Linked DNA regions of Homo sapiens: region 1 is linked to region 2. A link is a loop called in an ENCODE intact Hi-C map of the cell type or tissue named here. Cell type or tissue: PC-9. All regions are shown on one strand. Each heading gives the region's core, and the rest is flanking DNA. Links, peaks and the distances in the headings are about the cores only.

Region 1 (13,661 bases), core at 5,456-13,455, 73 kb before region 2:
CGGTTCAATGGCTCACATCTATAAGTAATCCCAGCACTTTGGGAGGCTGAGGTGGGAGGATCATTTGAGCCTAGGAGGGGGAGCTTGCAGTGAGCTGCAATTGGGCCACTATGCTCCAACCTTGGCAACAGAGCAAGATGCTGTATAAACTAACAAACAAATAAATAAAGTAAGGAGAAAGGGAAAAAATCACTTTGGCAATTTTCAATCTTGATTTAGTTCTGGTTTGCTCGTCTTTTGATTTTTGGAAAAAAAAGTTCAAATGTAAGAGCTTTTATATTGATTCATTGTAAACTTCCAAGTCTGGTAACTTTTAAATAATAAAACCAGAAAATTGGCCGGGCACAGTGGCTTATGCCTGTAATCCCCACACTTTGGGAGGCTGAGGTAGGTGGATCGCCTGAGGTCAGGAGTTCGAGACCAGCCTGGCCAACATGGTGAAACCCCATCTCTACTAAAAATACAAAAATTAGCCGGGTGTGGTGGCGGGCTCCTGTAATCCCTGTAATCTCAGAAGGCTGAGACAGGAGAATCGCTTAAACCCGGGAGGTGGAGGTTGCAGTGAGCTGAGATCATGCCATTGTACTCCAGCCTGGAGAACAAGAGCAAAACTCCTTCTCAAAAATAAATAAATAAATAAAATCAGAAAATTAAATTTTTAAAGAATCTAGTTTTGTATGGAGTAGTTCCTGGTGGCTCACGGCTGGGCACTTGGGTCCCCTCCACATGGCCTTTCATCCTCCAGTAGGTTAGACTGAGCTTCTTTTCAGGGCAGTGTTTGAAGAGGGTGAGAATGGAAGCTACAAGCTTTCTTGGGGTCTAGATTTGTAAGTCCTACAATATTACTTCTGCTGTACCTACTGGTCAGAAAAAGTCACAAGGCCTATCCAGTTTCAAGGGATGGGGAAATAGACTACATCTCTTTATTCAAGAAGTATCACAGTTATATTGCAAAGGTGCTGACCTGTAAATATTAGATGAATCACTGGGACCATCTTTGTAAGCAATCTACTCTAGTCCTTATTTTCATGGCTCAGGAGACAGCTCTAGCCATAAAGCCCATGTTCTAAGCATCAGGATGGGGGAAGAGAAAAGGAGGGCATTCCCTCTATCTTTAGGAATATGTCCCAGTGGTTGCACATATTATATCCCTATCATTGATTAAAACTTAAGGGCCAGGTGCAGTGGCTCACACCTGTAATCCCAACACTTTGGGAGGCCAAGGCGGGCGGATCATGAGGTCAGGAGTTCAAGACCAGCCTGGCCAATACGGTGAAACCCCGTCTCTACTAAAAATACAAAAATTACCCGGGTGTGGTGGCATGCACCTGTAGTCCCAGCTACTCGGGAGGCTGAGGTCGAAGAGTCGCTTGAACCCGGGAGACGGAGTTTGCAGTGAGCCGAGACCACACCATTGCACTCCAGCCTGGGCGACAGAGTGAGACTCCATCTCAAACAAACAAACACTTAATTACATGGCCCCATCAAGCTACAAGAGGCTGGGAAATAGAATCTTTGTTCTAGATAGCCAAGTGCCCAGGTAAAAAGCATGAGTTCTGTGTACTGTAGAAAAAGAAGACTGGATTTTGGTGGGGCAAAAACCAATAGTATCTGCTAGACATAACACAGGAATATATTGTACTAATTCAACTCCAAAAAATATTTTCACCTAATCCACATTTCTTAATTTCAAATTCCACTACTACTGCCCTGAGTCAGACTGGAACTGCCTTTGCAAAAATTATGACATTGAGAGAAATCTAACATAACTGACTTAATCTTGCTTCTAACCTCAGAAGATAACTGCCCTTGCTCATTCCCGGGCATAGGCCAAGCTAACTATGGGAGGAATTTAGTTTATAGTTTAACCTTAAAGCAAGGATGATAATAGCTGCTTCCCAAAACTATTCCCCTCCTTGTTTGGGGACCAAAACCACCTTTGTAAAACTAATAGAGTCCACAAAATTAGAATTTTGGGAGGGGCCTGAATTCTGTAACACCTATGCATAGTTAAATGATAACTAGTCATGGTTTCCTAATGTGCTTACTGCTCAGGAGTCATGTAGCTGGTGTTCAAAAGATTTAAAACTTCCCTACTTGCTCCTATAGATAACGTCACTCTTGTAAAACCCAAGACTGGTGTTGGAGATATTTTTCAGACTTTGCATTCTGATGGAACAAATGATACCACCTGTCTGGTCACCCCCACCTAGGAATGAACTCAGTGCCTATGATTTCATTCCTGCCCCAGCCAAACAACATTTCCCATTTCCTAACCCTCTACCCACCAATCTATCCTTAAAAACCCTAGCCTCTGAGCCCTCAGGAAGGCGGATTTGGGAAACCTCTCCTGTCCTCCTGCTCAGCTGCCTTGCGATAATTAAATTATTTCTCTGCTATCTCAGTGTATTGGCTTTATCTGTGCAGTGGGCAAGAAGAACCTATTGGGCTTTAACAACATTACCTCATCTCTTACCTGGACCACAGCCATACTCTCGTAACTCATCTCCCTTCTACTATGTTTGATCCCCTATAAGCCTTTCTTTACACAACTATATGAAAATCTTCATATGTCACTCCTCTACTTGAAACCTTTCAATGTTTTTTTCATTGGCTCTGAATGAAACTAATACTTACCATGGCCACAAGACCATGTATGATCTGGTCTCCATCTATCCCATGAACTCATCTCATTCTGCTTTCCACCTGCACTCACTGTATCTCCAGGCACACCAGGCTTCCCTCAGGTCATCTCTCCAAGCACTTTCCCCCTTTGGGGGCTTTATAAGAGGTATGTGATCACACCCCAGCCTCCTTTCATGAGTTTGGAATCAACTAGGAAGAAAACACAAGGGTCAGACTGGACAGAGATAAAAATATCAGCTTTATTCTTAAAAGCACTGGGTTGGAGAACAAGTTTAGATGTGCAGCTATAATCAGACCTTCTTGGGAGCCAACATTTTCTTGTAGAAATACAAGGACTGAGGCATAGAGTTTCATCTCTATTTACTTCAGGCCTTTTTCTGTTTGTTTGTTTGTTTTTTGATTTCACAAACTACTACTTTGTATAATAGTAAAAAGGGTTGTTTTATGGTACCAGGCACGTTGTTAACACAATTTTTTTTTTAATTCTTTTTAAGACAGAGTCTCGCTCTGTCACCCAAGCTGGAGTGCAGTGGCATGATCACAGCTCACTGCAACCTCCACTTCCCAGGTTCAAGTGATCCTCCCACCTCAGCCTCCCAAGTAGCTGGGATTATAGGCGTGCACCACCACGCCTAGCTAATTTTTGTATTTTTGGTAGAGATGGGGTTTTGCCATGCTGGCCAGGCTGGTCTTGAACTCCTGACCTCAAGTGATCCACCTGCCTCAGCCTCCCAAAGTGCTGGGATTACAGGCATGAGCCACCGTGCCTCGCCTTGTTAACACAATTCTTAAACAATTGTGAAGACATCGAGATTTTTCTCTCCTTCAGTATCACCTTTGCAAATTATAGGATATTTATCACTTTTGTAATTTACAAAAAAATGTAGTGTTATTCACATTTAGTCATTTTTTCAAGACACACATTTTGAAATTGTCAGCTTCTCTGGAGAAATATGATTAACCAAAACATAATCTAGCACTGCCCCTCCCTCCCAAGAAAAATAAACAAACCAGCGGGTCAATTTAATCCTACATTGAGGGTGTAGTTTTGTGAAATAACACTTGTTGAACATTAGTATCTAAATTATTCATAGAACTCAAACAGATATATTTAGCTTTTAACCATTCCTCCTTCAAAACAAACCATGAGCTCTTAGTGGAAAATATGATTTGACCACAAAAAACTTAAATATGAAGCAAAAAATGAACTTCAAGGTGAATGAATTCAAAGGTAATTTGTCTTGTAAACACTCTGATTTTGGAACAAATCATGCCCTTTAGGAAAAACAAAAACAATGAAGCTACTCCTTTTGGTAAAGCTTCCCAGGCTGCTTGGGAAGCAAATACAAGAATACTACCTTAGAACAGAATCCTGTTGTACCGAGTGCTCTTCCCTACCTGCTCCTTGCACATTGCTATCCCCACTATGACCATGCGGGTCTCTAGGGCAAGTAGGAGTATTTCCTTTCGCAGGGAAGGAGACAGAGACACTCATGTGAAGTGATTGCCTGAAATTATATGCTACCTTAGCAGGAGATCCTAAATAAGATGGCCTAATCGTCATCCAGAAGTCTAAGGCCTTGGCCCGAGCCTGGCTGTGACCATTCATTCTGGACAGCCTCATCCTTACACGTGGGGGAAAGCCAATGGTATCAGTTAGAACTCTCTTTTCCAAGACCAGAAACCAAACTGACCTAGAAAGGGGATTTCAAAAAGGGGATTACTGTCTGGCTGCAGTGATGGCTTGATGAAGTAGGTCATGTTACCAAGACCTAGTCTTTCTTTTGTCTTTTTGTTCCACATTCTCTGATTTGTCCTGTTTTCAGCCAAGCTTCTTCATTGTGGTAGCAGTTTGGTTGCTGTAGTTCCAAACCTAACTTTCTATCACTTCAAATCCAGTGAAAAAAAGAGCAAAAATTTTTTTTGTTTTTTTTCCCAGAAGTCCCAGCCCAAGTTTTATTTGTGTCCCATTGACTCTAATTGAGTGGATCAGTCACTATGTTACTGGTGACATATGTCACTATGGCCACATGTTGTACCATGCCTTGGTCACTTGCTCCTCCACTTTGACTAGGCTGGAGGCAATTCTGCAGATTCAAAGATTCTGTAGCATCCTGCATAAAGAGGCTTCAGAGAAACCTGCAAAGGCAGGCTTTGGTTTTACTGTTTCTTTAAACTTTCCCATAGTTTGGGAGCAATATTTTGTGTAAGGAAATCAAGCTGTGTGAGAAAAGAAGGATGGATGCTGGGTGGAAAAACAACCCTCCACCTATATATACTTTAGCAGCCTGTTCATATTTGAAGTTCTCAATGGGAGAATCTTTGCCTCAGATTTGGTTTCTAGAGCCATGTCAGCAGCTCCAGCTGTGAGGCGATGAAGCTGGAAGAGTCTAGAGAGGCTGTGTCCACCTTAGAAGCACCACTCAATCTCAGCAAACAACCTTTATTTTCACTTAATAAGCCACTAGCTCAAGAGACCTACCAATCCCTGGCATGCGTGCTAGGTGGCTAATTTCATGATCAAGAACCAACATGCTTCCTTCATGATCTAGAGAAGACAGAAGGACGGTATTTCCAGTCTGCCAGCCATTAGTTAATTAAATTGCTTAATCACACCATTCCATGACAACTGGTAAATTAGCATCATCCCTCCATCCAAAGGGAATTAAAAACCACGAAGATACATTATTCTGGGACAGTAAGACAGTTAACAGGAAGGCAATATGATTTAGGAGCCAAAAATATAAACAATGCTTTTCACACTACAGGTTTTCAATGTATTCATAGTCTTAAACTTAATAATAATGAGATTATTATTTATTGGAAGAATTTAGTTGTATTAGTTGAGAGAGCTAAAGGAAAAGGAACACTCCTAGTAAGGGAAAGGTTTCGTCTATTCCCGAATTTTACAATCCTTGATTTTTAAGTCATCTAGTGTTCCAGAATTGTTTTCATTTTACATTTAGCTTAGTTGAAGCAGGAAGCATTGCATGAGTTTCCTTCAACCACTGACAAAGCAGAAACTTGCAAACAACCTGGTTCTCCTGAGGCCCAGACTTTAGAAGGCTCCACCATGCTACTTATGCTTTAAAACAAAAATTTCCCCCACTTTGTGTTTTATACAGATCTCAGTGCTAGAAGACAGGTTCACGTTTTTGTAGAGGATGTTGAGTTTCGTATGACCAGGGTTTATAGTTGCAGACAACTGAAGCTTACGTTGTATGATTTATTCTCACAGAATTTCTGGTAATGATGCAGAAGTAGGCTTGGAAACCAAGCAGAAGACAGGAAGGTATTTAGCAGCCTGGAAGATGCCTGATAAACCCAGTCTGATGAGGGCTCTCCTACCTTCACCACTCAACACTCTGCTGCTACCAGAAACTGGATGCCATTGGATAAGGGTTGTCAGACAAAATACAAGGTACCTAGTTATATTGGAATTTTAAATAAATGATATATTTCTGAACATAAATAGGTTCCACACAATATATCAGGCATACTCATACTAAAATTATACTAAAAATATTTGTTCTTAGGCTGGACATGGTGGCTCACGCCTGTAATCCTAGTACTTTGGGAGGCCCAGGTGGGTGGATTTCTTGGCACTTTGGGAGGCCAAGGTGGGTGAATTGCTTGAGCTTGGGAGTTTGACAACAGCCTAGCCAACATGGTGAAACCCTGTCTCTATAGCTGGGCGTGGTGGTGGGTCCCTATAATCTCAGCTACTTGGGAGGCTGAGGCAGGAGAATCGCTTGAACCTGGGAGGTGGAGATTGCAGTGAGCTGGTATGGTACTACTGCATTCCAGCCTGGGGGACAGAGCGAGACTCCATCTCAAAAAAAAAAAAAAAAAGAAAAAGTTGTTTATCTGAAATTCAGATTTAACTGGACCTCTTGTATTTTCATGTTAAATCTGGTAACCCCGTACTGGATGTCCCATTGCTACTGCCACGGCTGTCCGTGTAAACTAGCCACCACCTGCCACTCAAATGGATTTTCCAGGTGGTTCCTGGCTCTTTGCATCATGGGTTCTGAAAAGAACCTGAGTCAGGTATGTGTGATCGGTGTAGCCTCTGCTACAAGCCCCTGATTCGAGGGAGCAGAAAGCTCATGGTGTCTTCAGCATTGTTGGTGGGAAGTGGCCCCTGTCTTCTACTGAATCTTAAATTTCTCAAACATGGGGGTGGGCAGCAGTGAGGTCCAGATATTGGAGCACTGGTGGGGAAGACAAATGCCTATCCTATTTTCTCTTTAACATATATCCCTCCTCTTTTTTACTGTCTAGTGGCCTGTGAGTGGGGGCCAGGCATGATTTGTGTGTGTGTGTGTGTGTGTGTGGGTGTGTGTGTGTGTTTGTCAGTGACTGGTTCAAGAACCCACATCTAAGCCAGTTAGCAAGGCCGGGAGCAGTGGCTCATGCCTGTAATCCCAGCACTTTGGGAGGCCAAGAACGGCAGATCGCCTGAAGTCAGGGGTTCGAGACCAGCCTGGGCAACATGGTGAAACCCCGTCTCTACTAAACATACAAAAATTAGCCAGGTGTGGTGGTGGTAATAAACGCCTGTAGTCCCAGCTACTTGGGAGGGTGAGGCAGGAGAATCACTTGAACCTGGGAGGCAGAGGTTGCAATGAGCCCGGATTGCGCCACTGCACTCCAGCCTAGGCAACAGAGCGAGACTCTGTCTCAAAAGTAAAAGAAAAGGAAAAGAAAAAATAAAATAAAATTTCATCAAGCCAGTTAGCAGATGACACTGCCGTGGCCACTGGGTTATTTTAAGACTGAGCACATGACCCAATCTGGGCCAATGAGATGAGAGGAAGGTTTGCTGGAGGATTCCAGGGAAAGTTACCTTATTCCTGATACCCGAATAAAGAAACGATCTTGACCAGGTGTGGTGGCTCACGCCTGTAATTTCAAAACTTTGGGAAGCCGAGGCGGGCAGATGGCTTGAGCCCAGGACTTAAGAGACCAGCCTGGACAACAAGGTGAGACCCCCATCTCTATTTATAATAGTAATAAGAAAAGAAATGATCTTATCTTCATCCAGATATTTTTGTGTGTAGTGGCGAGGTCTAGAAATTTTGTAGCCATCCTGCTTCCAGCCAGAGATGAACACAGAGAGAAAACAAGGGCAGAAAGCATCCTGGTAGTTGCTCAGGTGTGGAGCTGGGACTACTGGATTAAGTTCCCTGAAGGCTGTTCTCCATCTGGATATCCAGTTATGTGCACAGGTTCATTTTTATTTGGCTTAAGCAACTTCAAGTTGTGTGTTCTGGTACTTACAGCCAAAACCAACCCAACTAAAAAGAAGATTCATGAATATGTGAAGTGCTTTTGTAACCTTATCATTTGCTGAAATCTGAAAGTATAGCATAATGTTGTTTTGGTTGAACTAGAAATTATTGATATTATGAAACTGTATTTCAAAGATTAGTATTTAAATTAATGCAACACAAACAACTGGAGATCTGCTTCATTAGGCCAGAGAAAGCAATTTATGATGATTGCCAGATTCTTGCTCTTTTTGCATGAAGGCTTGGAGGATGAAGAGCATGAGACAGCCTCTCAGGGAGTACCCTCTGAGGAGAGAAACATATTTAAATTTTTGGAAAGGCCTACAGTGCAAACATAAACAGGATTTTAGAGAACACTGCCCTCCCTCCGTTTTTCTTCATATGGTGGACAGCTGCTACTTTGGCCTGCCTAGCAACTTTCCCCACTTCTTTGAGAATAGCATTCTGCTTTTCCTTTGTATAACTCTCTCCTTCATGCCCTGCAATCCTGTTGGGACCAGCCACCCAGGTCACACATCTGCTCTCAACCATTAGCCCCGAAGGTGGGCGTGTGATTTCTCACAGATTTTAGATCTCCAAGGGAGTGATGCAAGAGGGAAAATCTTCTTGGGATTATTCCCAAACGAACTCGCCATGGATCCCTGTTCTTGAAATCCCCAGAAATGGAAATACCTGATTCCTGTTCTTTCTGTGTAGCTTGATTCTAGCCAGCCCCTCTAATGGCTTTGCTTAAGGTAGCCAGTGTGAGTTTCTGTCGTATGCCACCAAAGACCTTAGACCATACTCCACCAGAACAGTCTGTGAAAAAAAATCAAGCCTTCATGTAGGAGCTACATTTATGTTTTCACTAGACGTGCAAATACAAGTCTGATATAAACCTGTTTATAGTAACTTCTATCACATGCCTAAACTATCATATAATCAATTGTTAAGAAAAGCTTTTTGGGAACCGAAGTGTATTTTATTTATTTATTCATTTACCAGTTATGTGACACTTAGTGTGTTGAAGGCATTGCTTATTTGTTTAATCCTCATTACAATCTAGTAATGTAAGTACTATATTTATTCCTATTTTACAGATTCTGAAACTAAAGCACAGAAAGGTTAAGTAATGTGCTCAGTGTCACACAGCTAGTAAATTATGGAGCTGCGATCCAAGCTGTGAGAGGCTGACTTCAGTCTGTGTTTTTTATCCATTGTGTAAAACTGCATCATTAGAAGACTGAAACTTAAAATATAAAATCAACTTCTAATAAATAGGATTAGATATATGGAAAAGCAGCTTAACAATAAAATATCTTCCAGGCCAGAAGCCAGAAAGAGAAACAGAGGTGTCTGAAGCCCTTGGATTGCAGCTTTCAATTTCTGAGCCAAATAAAACTGCTTAGGATTTCCAGGTGGGCGGTGGGGGTGGGGGGTGGGAATCCTCATCTAATGAATGAGCAAGCACGAACTAAGTCCAAACACCTGCTACTTTTTTTTGTTGTTGTTGTTCACTGTTGCCAGGTGATCCATGATGAGCCTTGGATCAATAAGTAATTATAATTGACATAGTATATAATTAATTATGTAATTTCAACTTACTAAGTTTATTTCCACTAAGATTGTCCCATAAAACTGGGATATTTTAAAGGCTTCCATGGAAAAGGAGAGACTAAAGATCAAAGACTTTTTTACATTTGACTCAGCTATGAATCATATCCTCTACAGTGTGAATTATCTCAGCCCACCATTATTAACTCTAGCAAATATAATGAAATTATTCTATCATTCATTCAACTTTATGCAGTTGGTGCCAAGTGCCAGCCACACTTCTGGGCACTGAGGATATGACAGTGAATAAGCAGGTGAAAATTCCTTCCTTGATGGCACCGATATTCTAGTGGGCAGTTGTAATCCCACCACTGCACAACTGAACAAGCCTGAATGTCTCCAGTCTCCAAATTGTTTCCATTACTACACAGAATGAAAGAATAGATTCATCTAGCCAGGCGTGGTGGCTCATGCTTGTAATCTCAGCACTTTGGGAGGCCGAGGTGGGTGGATCACCTAAGGTCAGGAGTTTGAGACCAGCTTGGCCAACATGGTGAAACCTCTTCTCCACTAAAAACACAAGAATTAGCTGGTTGCGGTGGCACATACCTGTAGTCCCAGCTACTCGGGAGGCTGAGGCAGGAGAATTGCTTGAACCCCGGAGGCAGAGGTTGCAGTGAGTTGAGATGGCACCACTGCACTCCAGCCTGGGTGACAGAGAGAGACTTTGTCTGAAAAAAGAAACTAAAAAAAAAAAGAGAATAGATTTCTCCGATAGCTGTGCTGAGTGTTTAGGGGAGACATCAGTTGGCTTGATCCTTCTAGAGGTGCCAAGAGAGAGGACACTTGGTGGAAGACTGCCTGGCAGAGGCAGTAATATCTGCTTGGAGATAATGATGATTTGTTATTGTATGTTTAAGGTTTCACAGGAACAGATTGTGCCCAAAGGAACTCTCCATGGATCCCAAATTTTGAATATATAAAATTTATATACTTTAATGTACTTAATTCTCACAACAACCTAAGATCTACCGTAGTTCATAAATTTACTATTTTCATATCTTAACTTTTCTGAAATTGAGATGCATCTTACAAGCCATGGTCTCTTATTATTACTGTCAGTAGAGTGGAAGTGCCGATGGAGATACTGGGGGTGTTGCACTTGGCCAGAGCTGTTCATATTTTCAGCAGTTCAGGTGAATTATGAACATTGCTGATACGGCATGTGTTGGGTTACTTGTTGTTTATATGTTCCTGGTTCTTGTCTGAAACCTTCTGTTGACACCTGCTGTTCAGATCATCTTGCAGAATGGGTGCCAACAGCATGGAAGAAAGTCTCCAAGATGGAGCTGGGAGTTAGATGAGGCATGCACAGTGGAGCATTTCTCTAGGAAATGCGGCTTCACCAGTCCTATTGCTGGAACAGATGGTAGTTTTGTATGGAAAAAGTCTGAGTAAGCATTGGATTCTAATGTAACAGGATTGTTTTTCATTGTAGTACATGGTGTGTATTGTAATCAAAGGCATCCTAGATTCAATGAAATACAGAACTATTACCTCATTTTACAGAGGAGGAAGCTGAGCCACAATAATGTGAATTAACTTGCCCCAAACTTCACAGTTTGAGATGGCAGATCCAGGACCTAATCCTGAACTGCATGGTTTCAGAGTTCACGTACTCAGTTAACTATTGTACTATGCTGCCTGTCAGTATAAATGCAGCTGGCTGAGGGAGGTTACCACAGCCTGATTTACTTACTTAGTGAATCAGTATTCATTGCGTGCCCACCATGTGCCCGATATTGGCATATATTTGGGGACAGGCACAGTGGCGTGAAAGAAATTAAAGCCTTGTGGAGTACATAGCTTAATAAAAAGGAATAGGTCTTAATCAAATAACAACAGGAGAGCCAGGCACGGTGACTCACACCTGTAATCCTAGCACTTTGGAATGCTGAGGTGGGCAGATTGCCTGAGCTCAGGCGTTCTAGACCACCATGGGCAACATGGTGAAACCCCATCTGTACTAAAATACAAAAAAATTAGCTGGGCGTGGTGGTGCGCACCTGTAATCCCAGCTACTCGGGAGGCTGAGGCACAAGAATAGCTTGAACCCGGGAGGTGGAGGTTGCAGTGAGCCAAGATCACAGCACTGCACTCAAGCCTGGGTGACAGAATGAGACTCTGTCTCAGAAAAAAAACAAAACAAACAAACAAAAAACCCAGGAGTAAATGTCAAGTTGCAAATGTGCAGTAAGTGGCAGGAGAGCTACATCATGCTGTTAAAATGTAAAAGCGAGGGGCCCTTTTATAACCTGAGGAATCATGGAAGGCTTCCTGGAGGGAGAGTCCTTTGGGCTAAAGGTAAATAGGCAAATAGGGTACAGGGAGAAGCATAGCAGAAGGAGGAAACAGCATGTAAAAAAGACCCTGTGGTAGGAAAGAACTTATTGCCTTTCTTTTATTTATTCAATTTAAAAAAATAGAGACAGGGTCTCACTATGTTGGCCAGGTTGGTCTTGAATTCCTGGCCTCAAGCAATCCTCCCACCTCTGCCTCCCAAAGTGCTAGGATTACAGGCATGAGCCACCATGCCCAACCAAACTTATCAACTTTCCATATTGGAAGGAAGCCAGCGTGGCATGTCTCTGTGTGTGCATGTGCATGCGGGTGTGTGTGTGTGTGTGTGTGTGTGTGTGTGTGTGTGTGTGTGTGTAGGTGGGGGTCAGAGGGTTATGAGATGAAGGTAGAGAAGTAGATGGAGATGAGATCACATATGGCCCTGTAGCCATGTTAAAGATTGTAGTCTCCATCCTGAAAGGAATGGGGGCCTTTTGTACCCCAAAATGAGTCATTGACTATGGATGCCTTTGGAAGCGTCATAACCTTTTAGACAAAGCACTCCCATCAGACAAGGGTCATTCTTGGGAGAAGTGGGGCAGCTAAGAGCCATTAGCAGCCAATAGCCACAGTAAGCAGTGGTTGAGACTTTCTACTTGGTACTGGGGATTTAGGGAACATTTCAGCATCCACTATGAGAATTGTGCTCAGCTTCATGGTTCATAGTGTCCACGAAGTAAAAACCAGCTACTCTGAAGAAGAAGAATTCCTCTTGCTGAAACCAGGATAAATTTGTTCTGATGTGGTGTGATTTGCAATGTTCTCAGTAATATCCCTAGAGTAGACTCAGGGCTGTTTCTTCCAGTTCTCCTGAGAACAGGGCAATCAGATGCTGTGAGAAGCCAGAGTTGCCACAGGTACAGAGCTTTTTTGATCTGTATGTGGCAGATTTGGCTCCCAATGGAATCCACTGACTTCTCACTTCCAGGGGGTAGCTCAGAGGTGAAACTATAAAGTCGGTGGAGAGTATCTTCTCTGTCCCTGCCTCACTACCACCCTCTCAGCATCCTTTTCTGTCCCCACTTCACTACTACCTTTCTTCCATTTGATCTCCAACTTTAAATTGTTTTCCAGATATTTCTTTCTTTCTTTTTTTCTAAAGGAACTTAACTTTAAAAAGTGTTAGAGATTTATGGTACACGTAGGATGTTTGCATTTTAAAGACCACTGGGAACCAACAGTGTTTATCATAGGGAAATGAGTAACTATTCATATAATTTAAGGCATGTGGACCCCTTTAAATTATGTAAGATGACTAAGCTCCTCATACAAACTACATACACAGGGTGATCGAATAAGCAAACAGTAGAGAAAAGTTGGGAAGCTCTTATTCTGCACTCTCACTTTGCATATAGAACAATCCAGGCCATTACTCTTAGCTAATCTTCTTTTCCTCTCCCTTCCTGTGTCTTAGTTTTCTCTTCACCAAATAGAGAGAGTGGCAGGGTAGATGGCATTGCTAGGCCCAATCAAAGACAGAGACAAGGATGGAATAATTCTGATACATTCATTTTCCCCATGGCAGTGATAACCAGCACAACAGCAATGGCACAACCAACAATTACTGAATGTCTTCCAGCTGTCAAGTTCCTTTCAGTTTCCAAGTCTTGTGAAAAGGAAGATGTCAGTGGATTTTCTGGCTAATGAGAGCCAAACCTCAACCTTTGGATCCTTCTTAGTTTCATCAGCTTGAGTACACATAGAAGCTGACCTAGAATGGGTGCTAAAATGGCTAGAAAAAAATAGACCACTGTAGTCTTTCCTAGACTTACACTTAGCACTGGGGAG
Region 2 (17,288 bases), core at 4,809-12,808:
CAGCATCAGCACCACTTGAGAACTGTGAGAAATGCCAATTCCCAGGCCCCACCCTGGACCCGCTGACTCAGAATCTCTGAGGGTAGGGCTGACAGTGTATGTTTTAACAAGCTCCCCAGATGATGCTGCTGCCTGTTCAAGTTTGAGAACCGCTGGGCTAGTTTTTTTTTTTAAACCACTGGATGGGTTTATGTTGCTCAGGTGTATCATGTCTTCGACACCGTGATGGCTCAGGATTATTATTCAAAATATTTAACAATTTGAGTGGCTTGGATGATGATCAGTCAGAATGAGCAACAGCTATGCATCTACTCAGCTAATTGCTTTGCCAGGCATAAACCCTTTTAGTTTCTGGATTTGGGGGAGATCCAGTGTGTCCTAGGGAACAGATTAGGTCAGCCTCAGTGAGGTAGGACGTGGGAATAGGGTGGGGGGGGCAGAGCCTATTTATCAACCATTATGTATTTCAATAATTTAACAACTGCTATGAGCATTCCTGTGTGTGTCAGCTAAACATTAGCCTTGTAATGTTGATGATAAATTCAACAACCGCTCTTCCTAAATGCCAAGTAGTCAACTGCAACAAATTGATTTATTTGTCAGAAAAAAAAAGTTTATTTGAAATTAGTGGCTGGGCACAGTGGCTCATGACTGTAATCCCAGCATTTTGGGAAGCTGAGGTAGGCAGATTGCTCGAGCCCAGGAGTTTGAGACCAGCCTGGGCAACATGGCGAGATACCATCTCCACAAAAAATTAAAAAAATTAGCTGGGACTACTGCATGCCTGTAGTCCCAGCTACTCAGGAGGCTGAGGAGGGAGGATTGTTTGATCTTGGGAGGTCGAGGCTACAGAGAGCCATGGTCATGCTACTGCACTCCAGCTTGGGTAAAAGAGCAAGATTCTGTCTCAAAACAACAACAAAACCCCGAAAAACAAAATTAGTCAGTTTACTTGGAATCTCAACATGAACATGGGGCTCCTTGATACATTTATAACCTTCAGTGACCCTCCTTATTGTTAGGAAGCAAAACTCTGCTAGGTCCCTGGGCCAGTAGCTGATCTCAAGGACAGGACCAGAAAAAGCTCTATTAATTGAAGGGCACTCAGTGCTGGCCCCAGGTTATTGAGCAGGAGTTGAGGGGTTGGATACCATGGATAGTGCACATCTTGAAAAGTGTGGAGAAAAAGAAATCCACGAGGCCAAGAACTGAACAAAATACCAAGACAGAAAAGACCATTCTCACTCTTCATTCATCCCCTGCAATGTGCATTAAGGGCCATGAATGAATTTACATGTGCAAAACCTATGCCAAGGACAAAATGTTCCACAAAATTGAGTTATGTAGTATTAACGGCAATTATCGCCAGCATGGGGCAAACTCATGCCTCTGGCTTTTGTAGGCTGTATCTTTGTGTGCTGTTGTGAGATATGCAGAAATTGATCATAGTGAGGACAAACATGTACATCATTATCTAAAACTTTGTAGATTCTGATCGTAAAAGTCCTTGGATTTTCCTTCAGGCATGAAAAATGCTGGGACAGAGACTGAGGTCAGGGAAATGCCTGCCTCTCTGCAGTAAACAAGCACTTAGAGTAAGGGAGCTGTTACATGTGGGTCAGTTTAGAAAAATGATTCAGCAGGCCAGGCACGGTGGCTCACGCCTGTAATCCCAGCACTTTGGGAAGCCGAGGCAGGTGGATCATGAGGTCAGGAGTTTGAGACCAGCCTGACCAACATGGTGAAACCCCGTCTCTACTAAAAATAAAAAAATTAGCTGGGTGTAGTGGCGTGCACCTGTAATCCCAGCTACTCAGGAGGCTGAGGCAGGAGAATCTCTTGAACCCGGGAGGCGGAGATTGCAGTGAGCTGAGGTTGCGCCATTGCACTCCAGCCTGGGCAACAAAGTGAGACTCCATCTAAAAAAAAATGATTCAATAAACATATTTCGTGAAAACGGAAATGAACCTCAGTGTGCCCTTGCATAAACCAAGGAATAGAGACAAGAACGTTAAGAAAGAATATCAAGTTTTAATGTTTTAGCAAGAAAAAAAGTCACTGTAATAAATTCAGGAAAACTGCCTCATTGGAGCAGCCTACTATTGGGAAAGGATAGAAAAACGTGTGATGGTATTATTTTATTTTTTATTTTATGTATTTTATTTGATGGGGTCTTGCTTTGTCACTCAGGCTGGTGTGCAGTGGCGCCGTCATTGTGCAGTGGTGCTGATGTGCAGGTTGCCCCATCACTGCAGCCTCAATCTCCCAGGCTCAAGCCATCCTCCCACCTCACCCTCCTGAGTAGCTGGAACTACAGGCATGCACCACCATGCCGGGCTAAGAGATGGCATTATTAAAGAGGGTCCCCAAATGCATATTGCTTGTAGACAGAACTTATAATGTATTATCAGTGTAAGAGTCTATTCCTGCGCAATTCTGTATCTTGTATCTGTCTTGTGCACGATAATGTGGCTTAGTAATATTATACCATCGTATAGAAAAAAACTTAGCAGTAGCAGAAAAAGCTCTGGAGGGAAATAATTTTAAAGTGTTTATTTTTTTGTTTAAGCATTTCACAAAATAGTTTTTAAAATAACATGTATTTGATTAAAAGATGAATATACGTTTTTGAAGAAAATTTGGTTCATCAGGGATAAACCGAATATATGATAATGGTCTCATAGGATTAGAATTCCTGTCATCTGCTAACACTTTACTTGCGTGTTTGTGGCAAGGCTGTTGTAAACATGTCGTGCTGCCAGATCTGCAAAATGTAGCTCATACAATTATGTATAGCACAGAATACTCGATAATGGCGACAAACAACTATGCTACTGATGAATGTATTTACTATACAGTTGACCCTTTAACAAAATGGGTTTGAAATGTATGGGTCTACTTCTATGTGGATTTTTTTCAATAAATATTTTAGAAAAATTTTTGGAAATTTGCGACAATTTGAAAAAACTTGAAGCCCAACTGCGCAGCCTGGGAATATAAAAAAAATTAAGAAAAAGGTATGTCATGAATCCAAGAAACACACATAAATACCAATTTTATAATTTACTACCATAAAATAGACACGTCTTTTTTTTTTTTTTTTTTTTTTTTTTTTAAGACAGATCCTTGCTCTTGTCACCCAGGCTGGAGTGCAGTGGCATGATCTTGGCTCACTGCAACCTCTGCCTCCTGGGTTCAAGCGATTCTCCTGCCTCAGCCTCCTGTGTAGCGGGGATTACAGGTGCCTGTCAACACGCCCGGCTGATTTTTGTATTTTCAGTATAGACAGGGTTTTGCCATGTTCGCTAGGCTGGTCTCGAACTCCTGACCTCAGGTGATCCACCCACCTCGGCCTCCCGAAGTGCTGGGATTACAAGCATGAGCCACCGCACCCGGCTGACACAAATCTATTATAAAAACTTAAAATTTATCAAAACTTACATACACAAACAGATCGCACATGGTACGTTTCATAGTCCAGAGAAATATGAACAAATGCAAAGATGCAGTATTAGATCATTTAGTACAATTTAGTACAAATTAGATCAATTTAGTACAACTGTACTACTGTAATAATTTTGTAACCATCTCCTGTTGCCATTGTGGTGAGCTTAAGTATTAACAAGTATTCTCTTAAAACACTGTGAGATGCTCATCATCTCTGAGTGTTGTCACTCCAGTAAAGTGTGTCTCACCGTAAGATGTGATCTCTGGCAGTTCTTGCATATTTTTCATAGTGTTTAGTGCAATACTATAAAGCTTGAATAACACCATGGGACGCATATGAAGTGCCGTTAGTGATGCTGGAAGTGCTCCCAAGAAGCAGAGAAAAGTCATGACATTACAAGAAAAAGCTGAATCGCTTGATATGTACCATAGATTGAGGTCTGCAGCTGCGGTTGCCTGCCATTTCACGATAAATGAATCCAGCATAAGGACAATTATAAAAAAAGAAAACAAAATTTCTGAAGTCATCACTGCAGCTATGCCAGCAAGCATGAATACTTTACACTTTTTGCAAACTCCCTTTTTATCTCATATTAAAAATGCAGCGTTTATATGTAAGTAGGATTGCTGTAAGAAAGGCATACCTATAGACTCTAATATGATTAGAGAAAAAGTAAAGTAATTGTATGACAACTCTGTCAGCACACTTTTTCTGTGAAGGGCCAGATAGTCACACAAAAGTGGCCATAGATAATAGATAAATAAACAGGCATGGCTGTGTTCCCATAAAACTTTATTTACAAAACAGGCACTGGGCTGAATTTAGCCCACAGGCCTTTGTTTCATGGTCCACGTCCTAGATTAAAATGTAGTTTAATCACGCTGGGCATGGTGGCTCATGCCTATAAACCCAGCACTTTGGGATGCTGAGGCTGTGGAGGATTGCTTGAGGCCAGGAGTTTGAGACCAGCCTGGATAACATAGCTAGACCCTGTCTCTATTTAATATATATATAGTTAATCAAAGAGAACACAAATACCTAGAGACATAAATAAGTATGTGAATCACTACATATCAAGTTGGACACAGTGGTTTATCATAAGGTGACACAATCCTATCTGAGCACCTTCCAGTCATTCCAGATTGGGAAGAATTGCATGTGATTCTATAGATAAGAGGGGGATGGGTTAGATGGCTTCGCTATTGAAGTTCTAGAGCCATTTGAACTTCAATCACTTTTCTTTTATATCTCCTAGATTATTAATCAATCTTTAAGATTTTCATGCTAGCCAGGTGCAGTGGCTCATGCCTGTAATCCCAGAACTTTGGAAAGCTGAGGCGAGCCGATCACTTGAGATCAGGAGTTCAAGATCAGCCTGGCCTACATGGTGAAACCTCATCTCTACTAAAAATACAAAAATTAGCCAGACATGGTGGCAGGCGCCTGTAGTCCCAGCTACTCAGGAGCCTGAGGCATGAGAATTGCTTGAACCCAGGAGATGGAGGTTGCGGTAAGCTGAGATCGCACCACTGAACTGCAGCCTGGGTGAGAGTGAGACTCTGTCTCAAAAAAAAAAAAAAAATGATTTTCATGCTAACTAAATTTCAAGAGGCTACTTGGTCTCATGGAAAAAGGATTGAACTCTGACTATGTTACTGATTACTTGTGTGACCGTGAGAAAGCCACTTAATCCCTTATGAATCAGTATTTTCACTTACAGGCGTTGGTCTGAAACCATGCTTCTCCAGAGCACAGGTGTTTCTTTAATTGAATTGAGGTGTTCTGCTGCTAACATGCCCAGATTAAATATCATTTCTAGGCGTGTCTGTGAAGGTGTTTCTGGATGAGATGAACATTTCACTCTGTGGACTCAGTCAAGTAGATCGCCTTTCCCATTTGATTGGGCACCATCTAATCCATTGAGTGCCTGAATAGAAAAAAAAGCAGAAGGAGGAGTTCACCCCTTTTTTTTCCTGTCTCACTGTGGCAACTGAATATCTCATCTAATCTGTATTCTGGGACAGGGATTTATACCATCAGCTCCTTTGGTTTTTAGCCTTTGGACTTGGACTGAATTATACCACCGGCTTTTCTGAGCCTATAGCTTGAGATGGTAGATTGTGGAACTTAACCTCCATAATCCTATGAGCCAATTCCTCATAATAAACACACACACACACACACACACACACACACACACACACACACACACACACACACACAATCAGTTCTGTTTGTCCAGAGAACTTTGACTAATATACCCACCAATAGTCCGCATGGTTTCTGCCTGACCTGTAGTCAGACATTGCCTGCCCCAGAATCTACAATTTAAGTTGCTATCTAATTTAAAGTGCCAGTAGATCATGTTGTTCCTCAGAGGATACCATGACCTCTTATTGCTTTAAACCTAAACACTGTGATTTATAAAAATAAGGATAGGGCCGGGCACAGTGGCTCATGCCTGTAATCCCAGCACTTTTGGAGGCCGAGGAGGGTGGATTACGAGGTCAGGAGACCATCCTGGCCAACATGGTGAAACCCCATCTCTACTAAAATACAAAAAAATTAGCTGGGTGTGGTGGCGGGTGCCTGTAGTCCCAGCTACTCAGGAGGCTGAGGCAGGGGAATTGCTTGAACCCGGGAGGTGAAGGTTGCAGTGAGCTGAGATCGCACCACTGCACTTCAGCCTGGCAACAGAGCAAGACTCTGTCTCAAAAAAAAAAAAAGTGGGGATTAGATGACTTGGCCTACCTAACTTACTGAGTTGTTGTGAGGTAAAAATAAAAAGAGAAACTGGCTTTGAAAGCAATGAAGTGCTCCACAAATGCATGAGATTGTGATTCTCATTCATTTAATACTAAGCCAACTGTCACTGTGCACCTATACTAGGGCCTAAAGATGAATGACAGAGTTAAGACATTTAGAAGTTAGGTAGAACCCAGGTCTGAAGTTTACTGAAACAGAGTTTCCCTTTGGCCTGTCTAGGAAAAATCCTCTTCTGGATTTTGATAATGCTATTTCATGATAAAAGCAAAACAACTCAAATAGAAGATTTAGAGCACATAGCTCCTTAGCTAAGCTACCTTCTCTCTTTTTTTTGGTGTGTGTGTGGGGGGGTCTCAATCCACACTTTTTCACATGTGATGTGAAACAAGTAAAAGAAGTGTTTGGGTCATAGAAGAGGTAGATTTTAGTGTATGTGAGTCCAATTTTCTAGAAGCTCTTTGATGATCAGGTATGTAGCTCAATCGCTTGTGACTTTCTAGACTTTTACCACTGTTACTTTTTGAATGATGCTCCTTGGGACATTTGCTGTAATCGAGAATTCTACCAGAGTGTACGGCATGTGCTGCAGGATGTGGGAAAGGCACAGGGCCTGTGATTCCTGGCTTGCCTAATATGAATTCTGGAAACACAAACACCTTGTGGGAGCAGTTCTTGGTCCTGTAGTTGGTGCTTAATCACCCAGCCCTGTCACTTGGAAACAGTTTGGTGCTTGATCAAAATCTTTTGCACTCCTTTCCCTCTATCACTTCCCTAGCTGCTTTCCTTTCTTTCTGCCCTCAATTCCCCTCTCCCCAAGAAAAAAAGACAAAACAAGAAGCAAAGCCAATGTAGACATGCGGAGGAGATTATATTACCACTTTTTGGTTTTTTGAGATGGGGTCTCGCTCTGTTGCCCAGGCTGGAGTGCAGTGGCATGATCATGGCTTACTGCAGCCTTGACTGCCTGGGCTTGAGCAATCCCAAGTCAGCCTCCTGAGTCGCTATGACAACAGGTGCATGCCACCATTCCCGGCTAGTTTTTTAAAAAAATTATTTATTACTTGCAGAGATGGGGGGCTCATTATGTTGCCTAGGCTGGTCTTGAACTCCTGGGCTCAAATGATCCTCCCATCTCAGCCTCCAAAAGTGCTGGGATTCCAGGTGTAAGCCACCACACCCTCCCCACACACACTCCTCATAAGATGTTGGGAATGTGAGCCGTGATCCTTGGTGATCATCGTGCTACACTGCTGCAACAATGAGTGGGTGGGAAAAGGGCTTCTTTTTCCTTAGTAGCATGTCATAAGCCAGTATGTTGAGCACAGGACAACTGCAGGGACATGGATTCCTGGCAGGGAAGGACAGTGACAACAAATGTCAAAAGTCACTTCACAACACAGATTGCAGAGATGTCTCATGTTAAGGATCCAGAGCTGGAGAGAGGTGGAGACTTCTGGAGGAAAAGAAATGTTGAAAGGAAAATGGGAAGAGGAGAGAAGGGGGGACTTGGACTGGGCCTCTCTCCTTGATTTTAGGGAACATCTATGAGGGAACATCACGATCGTCTGGGCAGGGAGGCCTCCTACTTTTCTGGAGAGCAAGAGGACTAAGTTGGAATAAGAGGGGCAAATGCCAGATTCTTTTTACTCCCAACTATTACTAAGCCTGTTAAGTTTTGGTTTCTTGCCTTTATTTGAGACAAAATTATTGAAACTTTTTGGGATTGTGTGTGTGTGTGTTCCCATGTGTTTTTGTTCAAAAGGGAATGCAGCCAAGATGTTTGCTAGCATGGGAAAGGAGAGTTCATCCCCAAGTCAATGTCATATAATTTTACCATAAAGAATGGATGATAAAGGGACCTAGTCAGGGAAGATCTCCAAATGGGGAAGGCATCCAAAGGGTCAAAGATGAGGAACCTATTGCCTGGTTGAGTGAGGATGCCAAGGACATAGGTTGGGTCATGCTGTTACCCTTTCCACATACCCTCCATGCTTCAATGCAGACAACTGATTCTTTCTTAATCTTAAATAAAGTCATATGCACATGTACCTTCAAGCTCTACTTCCAAGCATGCTGCTACACTTATAGAGTCACCACCTTTTGTATTATGACAGTGATGTCCAGTGCATTCTCATACCCTTTTATTATAATCCGGAAAGATTACAAAGAGCATGATAGCTGTCCAGGATTGCAATTTATCTGCTGTTTTTGAGACTGTGATTGGGGAGAATCTAAACTGAGGGAAGAAGCACATCCTCCTGAAGGAAGGGCTGGAGGTGATGGCCAAGGTTCTGTTCTTCACTCTCTTAGAAGTGATGGTGTCACTCTGGGTAAGTCCCTCACCCTCTGAGCCTCATTTGTAAAATGTGAAAATCAAGAGAGGCCCTGGTCCTTAAGGATCTTAAGGACTTTACTAATGCCTTTTCCTCCTCTGGTCACAACATTGCAGAGACTTGTGCTGTCAAGGATACTGACTAGTTAAGATTCTTACTGCTGAAGCTGCTTTGGGGAAGGACACATTTCCTGGGAGAGCATGTCAAGCTGAAGGTCATCATACCAGGAAAAACAGGAGAAATTATCATATCAGCAATAGGAAGGCAAAGTAAGGGTGTAGGGTGTAGCCTAGATATTGCTGCCAAAAAAGACAGGCCTCCAGTGCCTGTGGATGTGAATCACCAGGGAGCTTGATGACAAGGCTGATATTGGGTGGAGAAGGAAGTTTAAATGTATGAAAGGGAAAGACTCTATTATAAGAGGCATCTTAGCAGGGAAGAAGCTGGATCTAGCCAACTCCTCCTTTTTATATTCTCCACTCAGCTATTAGGGAAACCAATGGGGTGGGGGTTGGAGAGGACTTGTTAAGATCTAGAGTGGCATTCTACAATGACTCATACAAACCAAAACGATGACACTTAGGAAAGAGCCTTTCTCAAATCAAGGCTCAGGTTTTCAAAGAGCTCATATGTTGTTTTTTTATCTTGATGATCATTTTTTGTTAGAAACAGCAGGGCTTTGAGAACATAGCCCTAGAGAAAAACACCATAAGGCTTTTCACAGACCTGGAAAATACTCTATTTCTGGGTAGAGAAAAAAACCGCTGAGTCTTTGGCCAGTAATTTGCCTAAGCCTGTAGGTTTCCATATGCCAAATATTATATTGATACAATGCCAGGTTCTGAAGATTTAATCTTTTTTTCTTTCTTTTTTTTTTAAATTTTTTATTTTGAGACAGCGTCTCACTCTGTTGCCCAGTCTGAAGTGCAATGGCACGATCTCAGCTCACTGCAACCTCTGCTTCCTGGGTTCAAGTGATTCTCCTGCCTCAGCCCCCTGAGTAGCTGGGATTACAGGCACCCGCCACCATGCCCAGCTAATTTTTTGTATTTTTAGTAGACAGGGTTTCACTATGTTGGCCAGACTTGTCTTGAACTCCTGACCTCAGGTGATCCACCCACCTTGGCCTTCCAAAGTGCTGGGCCACCAGGCATGAGCCACTGCGCCCAGCAAAGATTTAATCTTATCAGTTCTTGCTGAACCTAAGATATCATGTTTGTAAGATAAATCATTAAATTGCCAATCATACTACGCCATGCTATTGTAAGATGCATTCCAATTTCAGAGATGTTAAGATATGCAAAATGCATATTATATTTATATTGGATGAATAAAACAGTAAGTTAAATAGCTTAACTCTGTTGAATTTTGTGATTTATGTTTAAGTCTAACTGCTACCTAGACACTGCTCTGAGAATATGGTGAGCTGACTCTGTCAAGAGTTTATTAATCCCCAAGGCTTTATTTTAATACCTGAGTAAGAATCCTCAACACCAAGCCTGTAAAATTCCACTGGGAGAGTCACTGGTATTGTGTTGACAGCAGGGACACCAGGTGGGTAAGTTATAGGAAAATAGATTGTCTTGGCAAATTGATAGCACAGCACAGCAGGGCAAGGACAAGAGTATTCTTCAAGTTCAGTTCCAAGGGCTTGACAGAGTACATCTCTCAATATTGGCCTTTCTTTTAAGGACACTAAAGCATAAAATTCATAAGTTTGTGTGCGTACTTATTGTTTGTGAGACCCCTTAATCCTTACAGCAACATCAGTAAGAGTGGGCCCTATTATTGCTTCCATTACACAAATGAGGAAAGAGGCATCCAAATCACGTGGCTAGTAAAGGGAAGGACCAGGGTTTGGATATGGGCAGTCAAATTCCAGAGCTTGTGCTTTTAATCACTGCACCCATCCATGAGAAATAAACCTTGCTATCAAAGCAATTCAGACACGTAAACTAGCCATGATATAAAGAAAAAAGTGCTTTGATAGAGATGTGTGTAAAGTGATGCAGAGCCTGAAGGATAAAGCAACTAAGTTCAGGGATCTTACATATTAATAAAAGCCCTGAGGCCGGGCACCTGTAATCCCAGCACTTTGGTAGGCCAAGGCGGGTGGATCACTTGAGGTCAGGAGTTTGAGACCAGCCTGGTCAACATGGCGAAAACCCATCTCTACTAAAAATACAAAAATTGGCCAGACGTGATGGCACATGCCTGTAATCCCAGCTACTCAGGAGGCTGAGGCAGGAGAATCATTTGAACCTGGAAGGCAGAGGTTGCAGTGAGCTGAGATCACGCCATTGCGCTTCAGACTAGGCAACAGAGTGAGACTCTGTCTCAAAAAAAAAAAAAAAAGAAGAGCAAGCCAGATACATTGTCTTTTTAAGAAAGGATTCATCTTAATATTCTATAATTGCAGACCATGGGTTTCCTAGATACCATGCATTTGCATATTTGTGGACTGAATAGTCAATGTATTTACTCCAAGATTCATGAATATCGACACAAGGCTCATTACCTCATAGTCAGTAAATGTGGTTTAAACAAATTTTTTGGTTGTAGAAAATTTCCAGCATACACAAAAGTAGAGAGGAGCATATGCTGAACTCCCATCTACTCCTTACTCAGCTATTATCAATATTTTGCTGCGCTTGCTTTGGCTATATTCACCTTCCCCATCTCCTTATACACTTTTTTCTTTTGGGGGGATTTGAAAGCAAATCCAAGCATTTACATAATCTCACTAGTAAATACTTCAGTATAGTTATCTAATATACAAGATCTTAAAAATAATCAAAATTATTCCAACCAAAGGCATTAACAATAATTCCAAATATTCATCTAATACCCAGTCTTTGTTCAGTTTTTCCTGATTAATAAATGTGATTTAATGGAAAAACTTTTACTTCTTTTGTGTTGACTAGAAGTAGATAGTACTTCCTCTCAGACCTATTTAGGCCATATTTGCAAAAACACAAAACCTTTCTTATGAGCAATTTAGGCTGTTAGGAAATATAAATAAAATGAATAGTTTTTATAAACAGCACATGCAGTATAACTTTATTTTTAAGATTAAAGACCCAAAGTAGATTTTAAAACAAACACCTGGCAATGATAGAGCTGACCCAGCATGTGCCCAGGTGAGTCCTGTTGAGGAAGTGCACGGTAAAAATTCACAAATTGAGGGGTAAGATGGTCATTTTGCTCAGGAGGGCTGAGCAAGTAACTCTTGAATTCTGATTCATGCTTTTTCTTTGATCAACGTCATTTGTCATTACTGAATGCCTTCCAAAAACTCATTTGGATGTCGTATGTGCTAAACTTTTCTCAGGCGCCCTCTGAACCAACCCAGTCTTCAAGGTAACTGCTCATTTTATCTTTCAGTGTTTTTCTGTCTTTGACTTTAGAAAGGCAAATGATGAAAACAGAATTGAAAACTTAGGTTGTTTTCCTCTGTGAAAAAATGTATATATATGTGTATATGTACATGTACAGAAACATGTAAAATATTGTATTGTTTTTTATGACACTGTATTCCTGGGACCTTCCCTAAATATATATGTATATATTTTTTTAGACAGAGTTTTGCTCTTGTTGCCCAGGCTGGAGTTTAATGGAGCGGTCTCGGCTCACTGCAACCTCCGCTTGCAGGGTTCAAACCATTCTCCTGCCTTAGCCTCCCAAGTAGCTGGGATTACAGGTGCCTGCCACCATGCTGGGATAATTTTGTATTTTTAGTAGAGATGGGGTTTCACCATGTTGGACAGGCTGTTCTGAAACTCCTGACCTCAGGTGATCTGCCTGCCTTGGCCTCCCAAAGTGCTGGGATTATAGGCGTGAGCCACCGCACCTAGCCTCCTAAATGCTTTTTGAAATTGTTTAAAAGCTTTTCTTCTCTCATCAGTCTCTATTATTTCATTCTTTCCTCAGCATTTATTGAGCGTTTACTACATGTCAAGTATTACCAAGTATACATTGGTGAAAAAATATAATGCTTGTCTTCAAGGAGGAAGAGAGACAGGCAAATGATAAATGTCTGCCATGGGCTAACCCTGGAACCATTGTGGAAGGGCACCTATTGGTCAGGGGGAGATCAGAAAAAAGGTTTACTATACAGGAGGAGGGAAAGGCAGCAGGGAGGAAAGGAAACAAGTTGGGAGTTCAGGTGTGCCATATATCAGAAGGTGAAATGAGGCGAGAAACCAGATGGAACTATTCAGAATGATTTGCAATTTTTTTAGTACAAGAGGATGGGAACAAGAAATAACAATAGGTTTCTGTAGAGTTCAATGTCTCATTCTTATTCCTCCATTGGGCACTTTTATACCCTGGTTGTCTTATAGGAACTGTAAATTAGAACTGTATTCAACTGTCTCAAAGTATAAAGCATAAAGTAAATATAGTCTGAAGAACAACTACCTGTGGTCTAGTTAGCTTCACCTTGGAGGTGGGTATGGTTTGTGATGCTAGACTACTTCAGCTGGACCAGACCACAAAGATTGGTGCTGCTTCTTAAACTAGGGAGAAGGAAGACTCTGACTTGTATAAATTGGCTTTTCCTTTAGTTTACTACCAAACTAGCAAAATATTAGAATGGTGATTTCCATGATATCAAGAATACAAATGAGTGGGTGTGTCTTCCTGTTGCCTCCCTAGTTCTACCACGTGGGGTTATCAAAGTTTGATGATCTCAGCAGCCTGTGTAGAGTGAAGAATCAACCACAGCTGTTGTACCTTTCACTCCTCCTGGAGACACCTTAGCACCCAATAATCTATTCTATTAACATGAGCATCATCTTGCACCATAATGAGAGGTTTCTGGGTTTTATTTCTGTATTTTTGGACCTACTCAAGGTTCAAGTATAGCAAGCTGGGTAGTGGCTTAACATCAAAGTCAAACTATTCTGATAAGGACAAAATGTTTGTGGCAAGTGTGTGTGTGTGTTTGGGTTTAAGAGTGCTTCTGGATATATCTGATCTGTCACACTTCTTTTGGATCTCAATGTCACACACACACAGTATATTCATTCTATAGTTGATGTCCACATTGGCTTCTGATATGGTTTGGATTTCTGTCTCCACCCAAATCTCATGTCAAATTGTAATCCCCAGTGTTGGAGAAGGGGCCTGGTGGGAGGTAACTAGATTATGGAGGCAAGCTTCCCACTTGCTTTTCTTGTGCTAGTGAGTGAGTTCTCATGAGATTTGGTTGTTTAAGTGTGTAGCCCCTGCCCCTTCTCTCTCTTCCTCCTTCTCCAGTTATGTAAGATGGGCCTGCTTCCCCTTTGCCTTCTGCCATGATTGTAAATTTCCCCAGGCCTCCTCAGCCATACTTCCTGTACAGCCTACAGAACCGAAAGCCAATTAAACCTCTTTTCTTTATAAATTACCCAGTCTCAGGTAGTTGTTTTATTTTCTTTTATTTTTTGGAGATGGAGTCTCACTCTGTTGTCCAGGCTGGAGTGCAGTGACGCAATCTCAGCTCACTGCAACCTCCGTCTCCCAGGTTCAAGCGATTCTCCTGCCTCAGCATCCCGAGTAGCTGAGATTACAGGCACATGCCACCATGCCTGGCTAATTTTGTATTTTTAGTAAAGATGGGGTTTCATCATCTTGGTTAGGCTGGTCTCGAACTCCTGACCTCGTGATCCTCCTGTGTTGGGCTGCCAAAGTGCTAGGATTACAGGCATGAGCCACCTTTCCCAGCCTCAGGTAGTTCTTTGTAGCAATGTGAGAACAGACTAATACTTCTTGGTTCTACTCATGGGCATTGTTGGCTCAAAGGAACCCTGGAATGGGAAAGAGCAGAGTGCATTCTCCCAGCACCCTATAAAAGCTGGACTTGGAGTGGGGATGGAGGTTTAGGGCAAAGTCAACAGCATCTGAGAACTCAAGAACAAATGGTAGAAAAAATAGGGTGGGGGATGGTGAGTATGATGGTAGGGTTAGGTGAGAACTGGGAGTAAAGGGAAGTGGCAGTGGTAAAGGAGATAACTTGTGCAAAGGCCTCAAGAAGAGAACGTGGTGTATTCAGAGAACTGAAAGCTGTTCATCATGAGGTCTTCTCAATGTTGCAATTATGACTTATGGAACATTTTGCGCTGTCTTTTAAACATAGCCTAAAGTTATTTGGTGGAATTCTCACATAAACCAACACTACTTTGTGATTAGGAACACTTTTTTTTTTTTTTTTTTGCAAACACCAGAAACATAGACTGTAATAATAAACCACCATAGTTATAAAGCTTACGTGGTGTTGAAAATGCCAGGGACATGGCCTAGCTAAGGTTCATTCTCTGGAAAGGGTGTTGTGACTGACTGCTCTGAGCCCCAGCCTTGGGTCTCAGGTGTTAGGCTGTAATTTCCAGGTCATTGCTTTTCTGTGCCTCAGGTTTCTTAAATGGAAAGAAGAGGAAGCTTTGCAGAATTCGCTGAGACAGATTGAAGAAAGGTTGAGCAGAGAAAGGGACACTGACATTTATTCAGCCATTGTTACATATTAGGCATCCACATAGTTTTTAGTTCCCACAATTTATGAGATAGTGTAAGAGAAAATATATTTTAAATTACAAAGCAGAATGCAAACTATAAGGTATGTAATAAAGATTTTGGAAGTATTTCCCCATTTGAACGTATGATCTATAGATTCTCAGTCATCGCTCTTGTGAAGAATGTGGTATGATTGAGAAATGCACGTGGGTAGCTTTTGCTACTTTTTTGTGGTCTTTACCTTAATCCATTCTTGCAGGTTTTTCTGGTTTGTCAGTTTTCTCTTTATTGCCCTTGCTGATAGGATACACTTTAACTTACAGAAACATAAACTAGCTTGACCACTGCTGGGAAGGTAAAAAGATCCAGGGGGACATAATGAAAGGTGGAATGTGCATGATTCAGAAGGCTGAGGATTCGGCATTGTAATTAGACAGGTCAGGACTTAGGAGGGTGGAGAGAACTCACTTGAAAATGATGTCTGCAAGGAGTGGGTGTGATCAGCAGTTCCTCCAGAGAGACAGCAGTTTGTACTGTAACTCTTAGAAACACCCAGACAGCCTATATCTTTGTGTGTCTTTTTTTTTTTTTTGAGACGGAGTCTCGCTCTGTCGCCCAGGCTGGAGTGCAGTGGCACGATCTCGGCTCACTGCAAGCTCCGCCTCCCAGGTTCACACCATTCTCCTGCCTCAGCCTCCTGAGTAGCTGGGATTACAGGCGCCCGCCACCGCACCCGGCTAATTTTTTGTATTTTTCTTTAGTCGAGACGGGGTTTCTCTGTGGTCTCGATCTCCTGATCTCGTGATCTGCCCACCTCGGCCTCCCAAAGTGCTGGGATTACAGGCGTGAGCCACTGCTCCCGGCCTTGTGTATCTTTTTAAAGTCGGTTGTCTTGCTTCACAAAACTTAAGAGCCCAGAAATGTTGCACCCAGGAGCATGTATTTTAAGTGGCTTTGCCTGCTGATTCTTACAGCTGGGAACATGTAGCTGCAGTGCAATGTGTCTGCTCTTCTTTTTTTATTTGTATAAATTTATAGAGTACAACTATAATTTTGTAATATGGATAGATTATATGTAGTGGTGGAGCTCAGGGCTTTTAGGGTATGCATTACCTGAATAACATACACTATACCCATTAAGTGATTTATCCTCATCCAGCCCCCTCCCACTGCCCTCCCGAATCTCCCTTGTCTGTCAGTCCACATTCTATGTCCATGGGTGCACATTATTTAGCTCCCACTTGTAAGTGAGAAAATGTGGTATTTGACTTCCTGTGTCTCAACTGTTTCAACTAAGATAATGCCCCCTAGTTTCATCCATGTTGCTGCAAAAGACATAATTTCATTCTTTTATATGGCTGAATAGTGTTCCATTTTACATTTTCTTTATCCAATCGTTTGCTGATGAACACTTAGGTTGATTCCATATCTTTGCTAATGTGAATAGTGCTACAATAAATATATGAGTGCAGTTGTCTTTTTATTTTTATTTTTATTTTTTATTTTTTTATTATACTTTAAGTTTTAGGGTACATGTGCACAACGTGCAGGGTAGTTACATATGTATACATGTGCCATGTTGGTGTGCAGCACCCATTAACTAGTGATTTAACATTAGTTGTATCTCCTAATGCTATTCCTCCCCCCTCCCCCCACCCCACAACAGGCCCCAGTGTGTGATGTTCCCCTTCTTGTGTCCATGTGTTCTCATTGTTCAATTCCCACCTATGAGTGAGAACATGCGGTGTTTGGTTTTTTGTCCTTGTGATAGTTTGCTGAGAATGATGGTTTCCAGCTTCATCCATGTCCCTACAAAGGACATGAACTCATCATTTTTTATGGCTGCATAGTATTCCATGGTGTATATGTGCCACATTTGCTTAATCCAGTCTATCATTGTTGAACATTTGGCTTGGTTCCAAGTCTTTGCTATTGTGAATAGTGCCACAATAAACATACATGTGCATGTGTCTTTATAGCAGCATGATTTATAATCCTTTGGGTATATACCCAGTAATGGGATTGCTGGGTCAAATGGTATTTCTAGTTCTAGATCCCTGAGGAATCGCCACACTGACTTCCACAATGGTTGAACTAGTTTACAGTCCCATCAACAGTGTAATAGTGTTCCTATTTCTCCACATCCTTTCCAGCACCTGTTGTTTCCTGACTTTTTAATGATCGCCATTCTAACTGGTGTGAGATGGTATCTCATTGTGGTTTTGATTTGCATTTTTCTGATGGCCAGTGAT

What was found. A loop is a pair of places that touch in the nucleus more often than their neighbours do. Peaks named below come from ENCODE experiments on the same cell type or tissue, not always from the same donor. Only the 100,000 strongest peaks of a DNase experiment are listed, where the experiment ranks them.
Region 1: it touches region 2 in a loop (5-fold over the local background); 1 of 110 quality-filtered maps calls a loop at or near these places.

The regions. Positions count from the first base shown.
Region 1 is chr9:110,268,645-110,282,305 of GRCh38, forward strand. LOC107987114 (a long non-coding RNA gene) reads right to left here and starts at 8,732. Exons shown (of 3, transcript XR_001746890.1): 1 at 8,613-8,732; 2 at 2,638-2,835. It overlaps LOC124902246 (a long non-coding RNA gene), which reads left to right and starts at 5,263. Exons shown (of 2, transcript XR_007061729.1): 1 at 5,263-6,067. RefSeq lists enhancers at 5,116-5,285, 9,154-10,353. In PC-9, for the core only: no CTCF peak of the experiment used is centred there; DNase peaks (open chromatin) are centred at 9,637 and 11,357; H3K27ac peaks cover 1,916 bases.
Region 2 is chr9:110,342,282-110,359,569 of GRCh38, forward strand. No RefSeq gene overlaps it. Among named protein-coding and RNA genes, the nearest start is that of TXNDC8, 13 kb to the left of the region's middle. RefSeq lists enhancers at 13,961-14,130, 14,912-15,081. In PC-9, for the core only: no CTCF peak of the experiment used is centred there; a DNase peak (open chromatin) is centred at 9,010; H3K27ac peaks cover 2,133 bases.